2 separate regions of the Homo sapiens genome follow, and region 1 is linked to region 2. The links are chromatin loops, found by intact Hi-C in ENCODE. Cell type or tissue: transverse colon. All regions are shown on one strand. Links, peaks and the distances in the headings refer to the core of each region. The heading gives the core; the rest is flanking DNA.

Region 1 (4,374 bases), core at 1-4,000, 380 kb before region 2:
CTTGGGAACTGAAGGCAAGGTGAGCCCCTCCCGGCTGCCCCGGCCCGACCTCCCCTGACTCCCAAGCTTGGGCTACTCACGGCCTGCGGGCTGGGCAGGGTCCCCCAAGGGAGCTCCCCTCCCCGAGGGCGCGCTCACCCTAGCCGCTGGGATCGGCGACCTGGTCCTCGGCCCGGCGGGAGTGAACGCCTCCCAGGGAAGAGGCCGGGCCTCCAAGCAGGTCTGCACCCCCGGAGTTATGTTTCTGGGATCCGAGGACTAGCGAGCTTGGGGCCCGGGAGAGCGGCCACCCTCCCGGAAGCTCCGCCTGGCGCAGGGCGTGAACCGCAGTCTCCAGGCCGGCCGGGCCGCGGCCATTCTCGGAGGGCAGCGGCCGCCCCGGGCCGGGCCAAAGCTCCCCACCGCGGGCCCTCACCTGCGCCTCACCTGGGGCTCCAGGAGCGCGGGGCGCGCGGGCCGAGAGTCGCACGGAGGCCAGAGACAGGATCCCCGCCCGGGGAACGGAGCAGCCCCGGCGCCGATCCCCGTCCGCCTGCCTCGGGGAGCCCCCGCCGCCCGCCCGCCGCGGCCTGCACGGCGCGCCGGCCCCGGCCTGGCTGGCCCTCCTGTCCCCGACCCCCCAGCTTCCCAGCCCCCGAGCCCCCCGGCCCCGGCCCTGCACCCGCTCACCTCCGCCCGTCCCCCGCCGCCCGCCGCGCGGACCCCGCCTGCGCCCGCGTCCCACGTCCCGGGGGAGGCGGCGGGCCGGGGGCGGGCCGGAGGCTGCAGGGCCAGCGCGCTCCGCCCTCGGCCGGGGCGCGGGGAGGGGGCGCAGGGGCGTCCGGCCGGGCCCCCCGCCTCCCCGCCTCCCCGCGCGCCGCCGCTGCCGCCGCCCCGCGCCCGGGCCGCGCCGTGGGAAGCGCGGGAGGGGAGGGGCGGGGCGGGGGGCGGGGCGACCCCCCCAAGCCGCCCCCTCCCCGCGACCTACCGGACGGTGGCGGCGGCGGCCGCACTCCGGAAGCCGTGCCCGTGGCTGGGCATCATGGGAATGGCACGGCCGAGTTCCGGGGGAGGCGCGCGGCCCGGCCGGACCCCCGCCCGCGAGAGCGCGCCCACCTGCCGCCGCGCCCGCGCCCCGGGGACGCCCCCGCCCCGCCCCGCCCGGTTCGGACGCGGCCCCCTCCGCGGGGTGCGGGGCGAAGGCGCTTGGGCCGGGCCGAGCCCCGTGCTGCCCGCCTCCCGTACCGCGGCCACCTCCGGGGGGCGCGCAGGGGGCGCGGGGTCGCCGGGAAGTTCTGGGCGCGGGGGGCGTGGCCGTGGGAAAGCGCTCGGAGCCGCGGGAAGGGAGCGTGCGGGGCCCCGGCGCCAACCGAGTTCCTCCCCGAAGTTCACGCGGGGCTCCGGGCTGAGACCGGCCCGCCCGCCCCTCCAGCCCCACAGCCTTGGGCCGGGGTCGGGGGCGGCCCCCGCGTGTCCCCGCGGCTGCCCCACCCGAGCTTGCGGCGGGGAGTGGACGCACGACCTGCCCGGGGCGGCGGCTCCTCGAGCACACCTGCCGCCAGGTTCGGGGGAGGGAACAGTTTCTAGGAACTGCCCCGGACCTTGAGGCCGCTGCTGTTTCTGCTTCTGCTGTGCACTGACCATGTGACCTTGAAAGTCTTCCCAGTTTTGTTTTATAAAAGGTCCAGGGTGTGTGCCCGAGGCTGGCGGTGGCCCGGGTGTGCTCAGCATCCCCGGGCGGCGGGGAACGGGCAGACCCGACTGGATCCTCCCTCAGCGCCCACTCGTGGAAGGGGCAGATGGTGCGCAGGGGCACCGCGCTGCTTCTGTAAGCCCCCTGGGCCCTGATCCACACGTGTCTGGGAGATGAATTTGTGGGTTCGGTTCCTGTCTAGAAAGTGTCAGAGATTTGATAGGATCAAAATCAGAGACTTGCCTTGGAGGGGTGCTTCTAGTCATGCCAGCCTGGGAAGCTGGAGGGCCAGTTTTGGGTCAGGAAACCCATTAAAGAATTGTTTTAATGCCTTCGTGAATTTTTTCAAAAAGCAATTTTTTTTTTCTCATGAAATAATACTCTTTCATTACCAAACTTTGGGGAGATGATCTAATTAATAAGGTGACTTCCCAGAGACATGGGCTGTTAAGGTTTTGGCATGCTGCTTCACAGTTTTTAAAACAGTGCTGTGGTGAACAGCTTTCATGATGCCTCCTTAGAGCGGCTCTGAGCATTTCCTGCGGGCAAATCCCTAGAAGAGGCCGGCGGGCCAAAGACTATGCTGCATTTTGCCAAAATGCCCTCCAGAAATGCGGGGCCAGCCTGCCGTCCACCCACTGGTGAGCGGGCATGCCCGCTTGCCTGTCCTCTTGCCAGCCCTGAGATATGTCATTGCGTTATGTCTTTGGCAGTCTGATAGGCGAAACAGCCCTTTTCATCACTTGAATCCTAATTTCTTTGACTGCTGGTGATGTTGAACATCTTTTCATTTTATTATTGGCCATTTGGAATATTGCCTGTCTGTGTTCTTTGCCCATTTTTTATTTTTCTGTTGGGCTGTGTGTCTTTTTCTTAGGGATTCTAAGAGCTTGTTACCGTAAGGAATTTAGCTCTTCTCTGTGCTGTATGCTACTCTGTACAAGAGCGTAAATGCAATGTATGGTCGGGCGCGGCGGCTCACCCCTGTAATCCCAGCACTTTGGGAGGCCAAGTTGGGCAGATCACCTGAAGTCAGGAGTTTGAGACCAGCCTGGCTAACATGATGAAACCTCGTCTCTACTAAAAAATACAAAAATTAACCGGGTGTGGTAGCGGGTGCCTGTAATCCCAGATAATCGGGAGGCTGAGGCAGGAGAATTGCTTGAACCCAGGAGGTGGAGGTTGCAGTGAACCGAGACGGTGCCACAGCACTCCAGCCTGGGTGACAGAGCGAGACTCTGTCTCAGAAAAAAAGTGTATTGTACAACAGTACAATAACACAGAATATTGTACAGTAGTACAATATACTCTTGTACATTGCATTTATTTTTCTGTCATTTTTCTTTTGACTTTGGATTTTGGTTTTTTGTTTGTTCAACCTTTTTTTTTTTTTTTTTTTTTTTTTGAGACAGGGTCTTACTCTGTGTACACCCAGGCTGGAGTGTAGTGGCGTGATCATGGCACTGCAGCCTCAACCTCCCCCGGCTCAGGTTATCCTCCCACCTCAGCCTCCCCAGTAGCTGGGACTACAGGTGCACGTCACCACGCCTGGCTAGTTTTTGTATGTTTTTGTAGAGATGGGGTTTTGCCATGTTCCCCAGGCTGGTCTTGAACTCCTGGCTTGAGTGATCCACCCTCCTTGGCTTCCCAAAGTGCTGGGATTACAGATGGGAGCTACTGTGTCCTGCCTTTTTATTTTTTTACTACACACAAGTTTGAAGTTCTTCTGTAGCTAAATCAATCAAGTTTTCTTTTGTGGTTTCTGGCTTTGGGGTAAGGCCTGGAATAGCTTTTACCACTCTAAGATTTCATAATCATTCACCAGTTTAATCCCTGCATTCCAAAGTAAGAGAACAGTGGAGGGCATGGAGGGGTGTGACCTGGGGCTCTTGGGGAATTCCTGGGCCAGAGTGTGTGGCACGTAATAATAGTTTCTCAAAACAGGGAACACTTGTACTCCTTTTTTGAAGCTACCGATGTTCAGAGATTGGTTGGTTGGTGCTTTTTTTTTTTTTTTTATTAAATTCTTAGGAGGCCTCAACAGTGCCTTGTGAGGCCTTCATTGGAGGAACAGGAGGGGCGTCTGTCATTGTCAGACTCTCCTGTTGTGAGAGGCTCTGGCCTTGGCCTTGGGACCCCCTAGTCAGGCTCCTCACTGTGCAGTCTGTGCCTCCGGGGATCAGCACGCAGGGTCACCTTCATTATCCGCCATGGAGGAAGTGAGGACTCCTGGCATCTTTCTGCCCAGCCCGGGGCTCTGCTGTCCATGGGTGGATGGGCGGTGGCAGCAGGGACAGGTGCAGTGGGCTGCACGTCTCACCTGAGGGGCTCTGGTGGGCTCTTGGGTCCCTATGTGGCTGTTGCTCCCCTCTGGGCCTCTGCTTGGCCTTCTGTGAAGGGCACAAAGAGTCCAGTGGGACCACATGAAGGTCACTCTCCATGTGGAGTGGAGAGACCGCCTGGGAGAGATGGCTGAGGGCCTGCTGGGGACCAAAGTCTGAGCTCATAAAGAAAAGCCAGCAGTTCCTCTGTTGCTCTTTTCCTTTACAGAATTAGTTACATTGTCATAATTAAAGAAAACTCAAGGGCTGGGCTCAGTGGCTCATGCCTGTAAACCCAGCACTTTGGGAGGCCGAGGAGGGCGGATTGCCTGAGATCAGGAGTTCAAGACCAGCCTGGCCAGCATGGCGAAACCCTGTCTC
Region 2 (4,376 bases), core at 151-4,150:
CCCAGCCCCACCTTCCCACCCACCTTCACTGGCTTGCCCCAAACTGACACCTCTGCCCTAAAGACGTGCCCTTCCTTCACTTTGCCTGGTCTGCCTGTCCTCACTGCAGCCGGAGCCAGCTTCCCACCGTACATCTCATGGGGCTGCCAAGGAATGTCTGGGTCTTACTGCCCCAGGGAAGAAGCTTCCTGCACTCACCCTGTTTCCTCCAAAACTCAGCCTGGGGATTTGTATGGAATGAATTAATGAATGAACGAATGACTCATTGCTCAGAAAAGCCTCCCAAGTCGAAGGCTTCACTCTCTGTCTCAGTGAAGGAGGGAGGGTGACCCTCTTCCCTGGGGGCTGCTGTGTACTCCCTCTCCTTCTCTATAGATGGGCTAATAACAACAGTGCCCCCTCGGAAGGCTGCTGTGAGAATTAGGGCAGGGACCACCAGAGAGCTTTTGGGACAGCACCTGCCACAGAGTCAGAGCTCCACAGAGGTCAGGAGGCATCACTGGGGATTCAGCCTGAGGATGTGCAGAAAAGGCGAGCCCAAGTGGACGTGGTCTTCACCCCTCCCACTTCATCCCGCCCACCCTGGACCTTGCAGTTCTGCTCTCCAGAGGGCGGCTCTGCCCCAGGCCCACCCTGCCGTGGGCCAAGGGCTCCCTCTTCCCTCCTGCATGGGCCCCACTGGCTCAGAGCTGAGCATCACCCTCTCCAGCTCCCTCTTTTAAATGCAAAAGTGACCCCTTGAAATGAGCCTTAAAATCCTGGCTTAGCAAGGGCAGGGAAGGGTGAGGCTGGCTCTGCACCCTGATCTTCCAACTGCTGGCTGTAGGCACAGCTCCCAGGGCCCTTGGGGCTGGAGGCCACCTGCCCTCCTTGAGTCAGGGAGTTATTTTTGGTTCTCCATCCAGACTGCTTCTGCCAAGACCTCAGGAACTGACAGGATCCAAAAAAGCCCATGGCAGAGCCTCAGTGGAATCTTGGCACATGCAGTTCAGGAAAGCGTCCCTCTCCAGTCACGAGCACTCAGGATGCACACACAAGGAGGGAAGAGGAGGGGAGAGGCAGGAGAGGGCTGGCCGGGCTTCCTGCACTGTTGGAGGCTCAGGAAATGGCCCAAACGGGCTCTCTCTCCTAGGAAGGCCTGGGCTTGGAGGGCCAGCATGCTCAGCTGGAGGGGCAGAGGCCCCCCGACGGCCCCAGACGGGCTCAGAGGGCAGAGCGCTGTGCAAGGCCGGGAGCCTGGACAAGCTGATGCCCCTGCGGATGAGACAATCTGCCTCTTGCTATTCACAAGAGGAGGCCACTTCTACGCAGCAGCATGGACGATCTCATAGAACAGGCCCGGGGAGATGCCCACTGAGGACCTCAGGCCAGAGACAGAGGGGTCTCTGGGCAACAAAGGAGACAGACCAGGAGGGCTGAGTGCCCTGAAGCAGGCAGATGGGGTTCCTGTCCTGCTGCCTGTCCTCTGAGCCTATCTCCCTTGGTCACAGCTTTTACCTCCTGCAATCCGGGAAGACTTAAGCTGGAAGAAGTCTGCAAAGCTGGGAACTTGGACAAACCGATGTCCAAAATGCAGATGAAAGAAGCTGAGAACCATGCTGCATCCCCGCCAGGCCTCGAGATCAGACCCAGGGCCTGGGCTGGGGCGGCCACTGAGGAAAGGGTCACGGCAGACCCTCTTCCTCGCATGGCAGGAAGGGCGGGCCTCCAGGAGACTCTCACCGCCTGTCATCTGGAGAACTTCCTGGGAGAAGCCCTGGCCGCCCGGGCCCCACTCAGTCAGTGCTTCTGAGCGGCTTTTTAGATTTTGGTTTATTTCCTCCCCTGTCACTCTAGTGGGTTTTCCTTCAGAATCCACTGGCAAGGGCTTAACTCTCTATCCTTGAACGCACCATGTGTGCTGGTGACAGTGGCTCACTGTCTAGCTCCACTCAGGGCCGGGGGCAGGAGAAGACAGACCCTCTCTCTGCCTGGCTGACCCTTTCTCACATCTCAGGGTCAGGGAACAAGAGGGAGGCTTCAGGTTTGTCTCCCCCAGGACAGAGTGTAGGGCATGGTGCCAGAGCCAAGCACTATGCCCTGCCATCCCGAGCTGGGACGGGGGCCTGCAACTGGACTTGCATCAACCTAGATACCCAGGCAGGCCCAGCTCCCAGCGGCTGACAGGGGACTCTGAAGCTGGAGCCAGCGGGCTTTGTTAAGACGCGTTCCAGTGAAACAAAAAGACCCGACTGACCCTGAAGCCCAGGCTCTGTCTGTGCTTATGGGTGTCTGGGGGCTTCCCAGGCTTTGGGAAAAAAAAGAAACTAAGGAAGCCTTTAGCACCAGAGTGCCAGGATGGTATATCTGGGAGGAGCCCTTCAAATCAGCTGGCCCCCTCACCCCTCATTTATAGAGAGGACCACGGAGGCCTGAAGCTGACAGGCACATGCCACGCCCCGGGAGCTCCATGGGTAGAGCAGCATCGTGCACTGACCCTCACGCTTCTGGCTTCGCTCAGCTTTGCTGCTGGGGCATCTGACTCTGCAGGCTCCCCTGGAGAGAGGGCCCCACGCCCAGCTCAGGGGACGAGGCCAGGGGCACGGGGCAGCACTGACTCTCCCCTTGCCTGGCAACAAGACTTGCTCCAGGGGAACCGGCAAACTGCCTCCTTTCCAGAGGATGCCCGAGAGGAGAGGTTCAGATTCAAGTTTCTGGCTGGGCCATTAGGAAAATCATATAATGCCATCAAAAGAGGGATCTTCAGAATTGGAAACTGAAAACTGATGGAGCCCTGGTCCTTGTTTTCTCTGTTTCTGAGTATGTTCTGGGCTTGTCAGCAACAGTGACTTGAAGAAGGTAGCAGCAAGGAGAGAACTATCAGGAAGACTTTGGGAGAGCCTCTCCTCCAGGCTTACTGCAGGAAGGGAACCCGGACCCTGTTCACTAGACCATGGAACCTGCAGTCACACTTCACACCAGCAGGAACAGCAGGCACACCAAGAAACTGCGGGGTCCGGGACAGGGGAGGAAACTGCCCACTACTGGAGGCCACGTCTCACAGAAGCCCTCACCACCCAGGACGGCCGGCAGCGGGTGCCGGCTCCACCTTGCAGAAGGCCGGGCTCCTCAGCAACCTCCCAGCAAGGGAACAGGCTGCCAGGGTGGTCCTGAGATGGGTACCTATTTGCAAGGCTAAAATGAAGCTAAATTAAGCAGCTGCAGGATATTAATTTGGTGCTTAAGTTACTGAGCTTGAATGAAAGCCTGGGAAGAGGGAGGAGGAAGGTCAGCAGCTGCTAACTCTATCTATGTGTCAATCATCTATCAATCAATCAATCAATCAATCAATCATTTATCTATCTAACTACCTATCCAGTTATCAGTCAGCTGTCATCACCTCTCTATCCATCGACCTACCTGCCTACCAGCACCTCCTCTGCTGGGCACAGTGCTGAGCTCAGGATCTGAAGGACTTCCATGAATTACCATTCCATGAATTACCCCAGAGCTCAGGGACTCCCTGCACCATTTTACAGAGGAGGAGGCAGCTGAAACTCGAGAGGGGAAATGCCTTGGGGGAGTCGCACAGCTATCGAGTGGCATTTACTACCTTACAAAACTGCCTCCTCTAACGGGGGAGCTCAGTTTGCTGTGTGTCAAGATTAGCTGGGTGCTGGCTACGGGCAGATGCCAGGGCCCCACCTGCAGACGCTCTGATTCAGCAGCTCCGCCTACGTGTCGCAGCCCTTCCAAAGAAAGAATTAAACGCAGAGGTGAAACCAGGCAGCTGCACTCCAAAGGTGGGAGAAAGAGGGCCTCTGGAGGCCTGTTAACCCTCTCTCTTTACTCCCAAATCAATGGTGTTAGCAGCCCAAGGACGGCCATGTGATCTCTTTCACAAGACCCAAGATTTTAAGCTGCAAGGTAAACTCACCCAGCTACTAAAAATAGGCCAAGCACAGATGGGAAGGCCAGCTCATCCGGGAGGGGTGGTGCCCCCTCAGAAAGGCCCTTGGCTTCTCACTATTTGCAACTTTTTACTCCAAATCCTCACTTTGCTCCCTTGATTCCTTGATTGGAAAATGTGGAGGTTTTCTCTGGGTTTCTCCATGATGTGCCCTGTCTATTCCAGGGAGGGAAGACACTGCTCATGGGGAAATACATAACAACAACAAAAAGACCCCACCACTGGATTCTTCGGAGGCCGAGGGAGACCCCATAAGTGGGAGTGTTTGGAGGTCCTGGAGAGAGGGGCAATGGTGAGGTCACTCAAGGTCACGATGGGTAGCAAGCCGAAGACAGTACCCAAGGGCAATAGTTATATAGCCCCATGATCGTTAATACAGCCCTATCATCATTAACATTCACACCAACTCCTAGAAAGTCAAACACTC

The links. Hi-C counts contacts between places; a loop is a spot of excess contacts. Peaks named below come from ENCODE experiments on the same cell type or tissue, not always from the same donor. Only the 100,000 strongest peaks of a DNase experiment are listed, where the experiment ranks them.
Region 1: a loop joins it to region 2, with 6 times the contacts of the local background. A loop is called at or near these places in 1 of 110 quality-filtered maps.

The regions. Positions count from the first base shown.
Region 1 is chr9:135,476,318-135,480,691 of GRCh38, reverse strand. It overlaps PPP1R26 (protein phosphatase 1 regulatory subunit 26), which reads right to left and starts at 910. Exons shown (of 4, transcript NM_014811.5): 1 at 670-910. RefSeq lists silencers at 269-318, 329-388. In transverse colon, for the core only: no CTCF peak of the experiment used is centred there; DNase peaks (open chromatin) are centred at 239 and 1,591; H3K4me3 peaks cover 1,782 bases; H3K27ac peaks cover 1,904 bases.
Region 2 is chr9:135,099,876-135,104,251 of GRCh38, reverse strand. All of the region lies in intron 4 of OLFM1 (olfactomedin 1), which reads right to left. Among named protein-coding and RNA genes, the nearest start is that of OLFM1, 14 kb to the right of the region's middle. In transverse colon, for the core only: no CTCF peak of the experiment used is centred there; no DNase peak of the experiment used is centred there.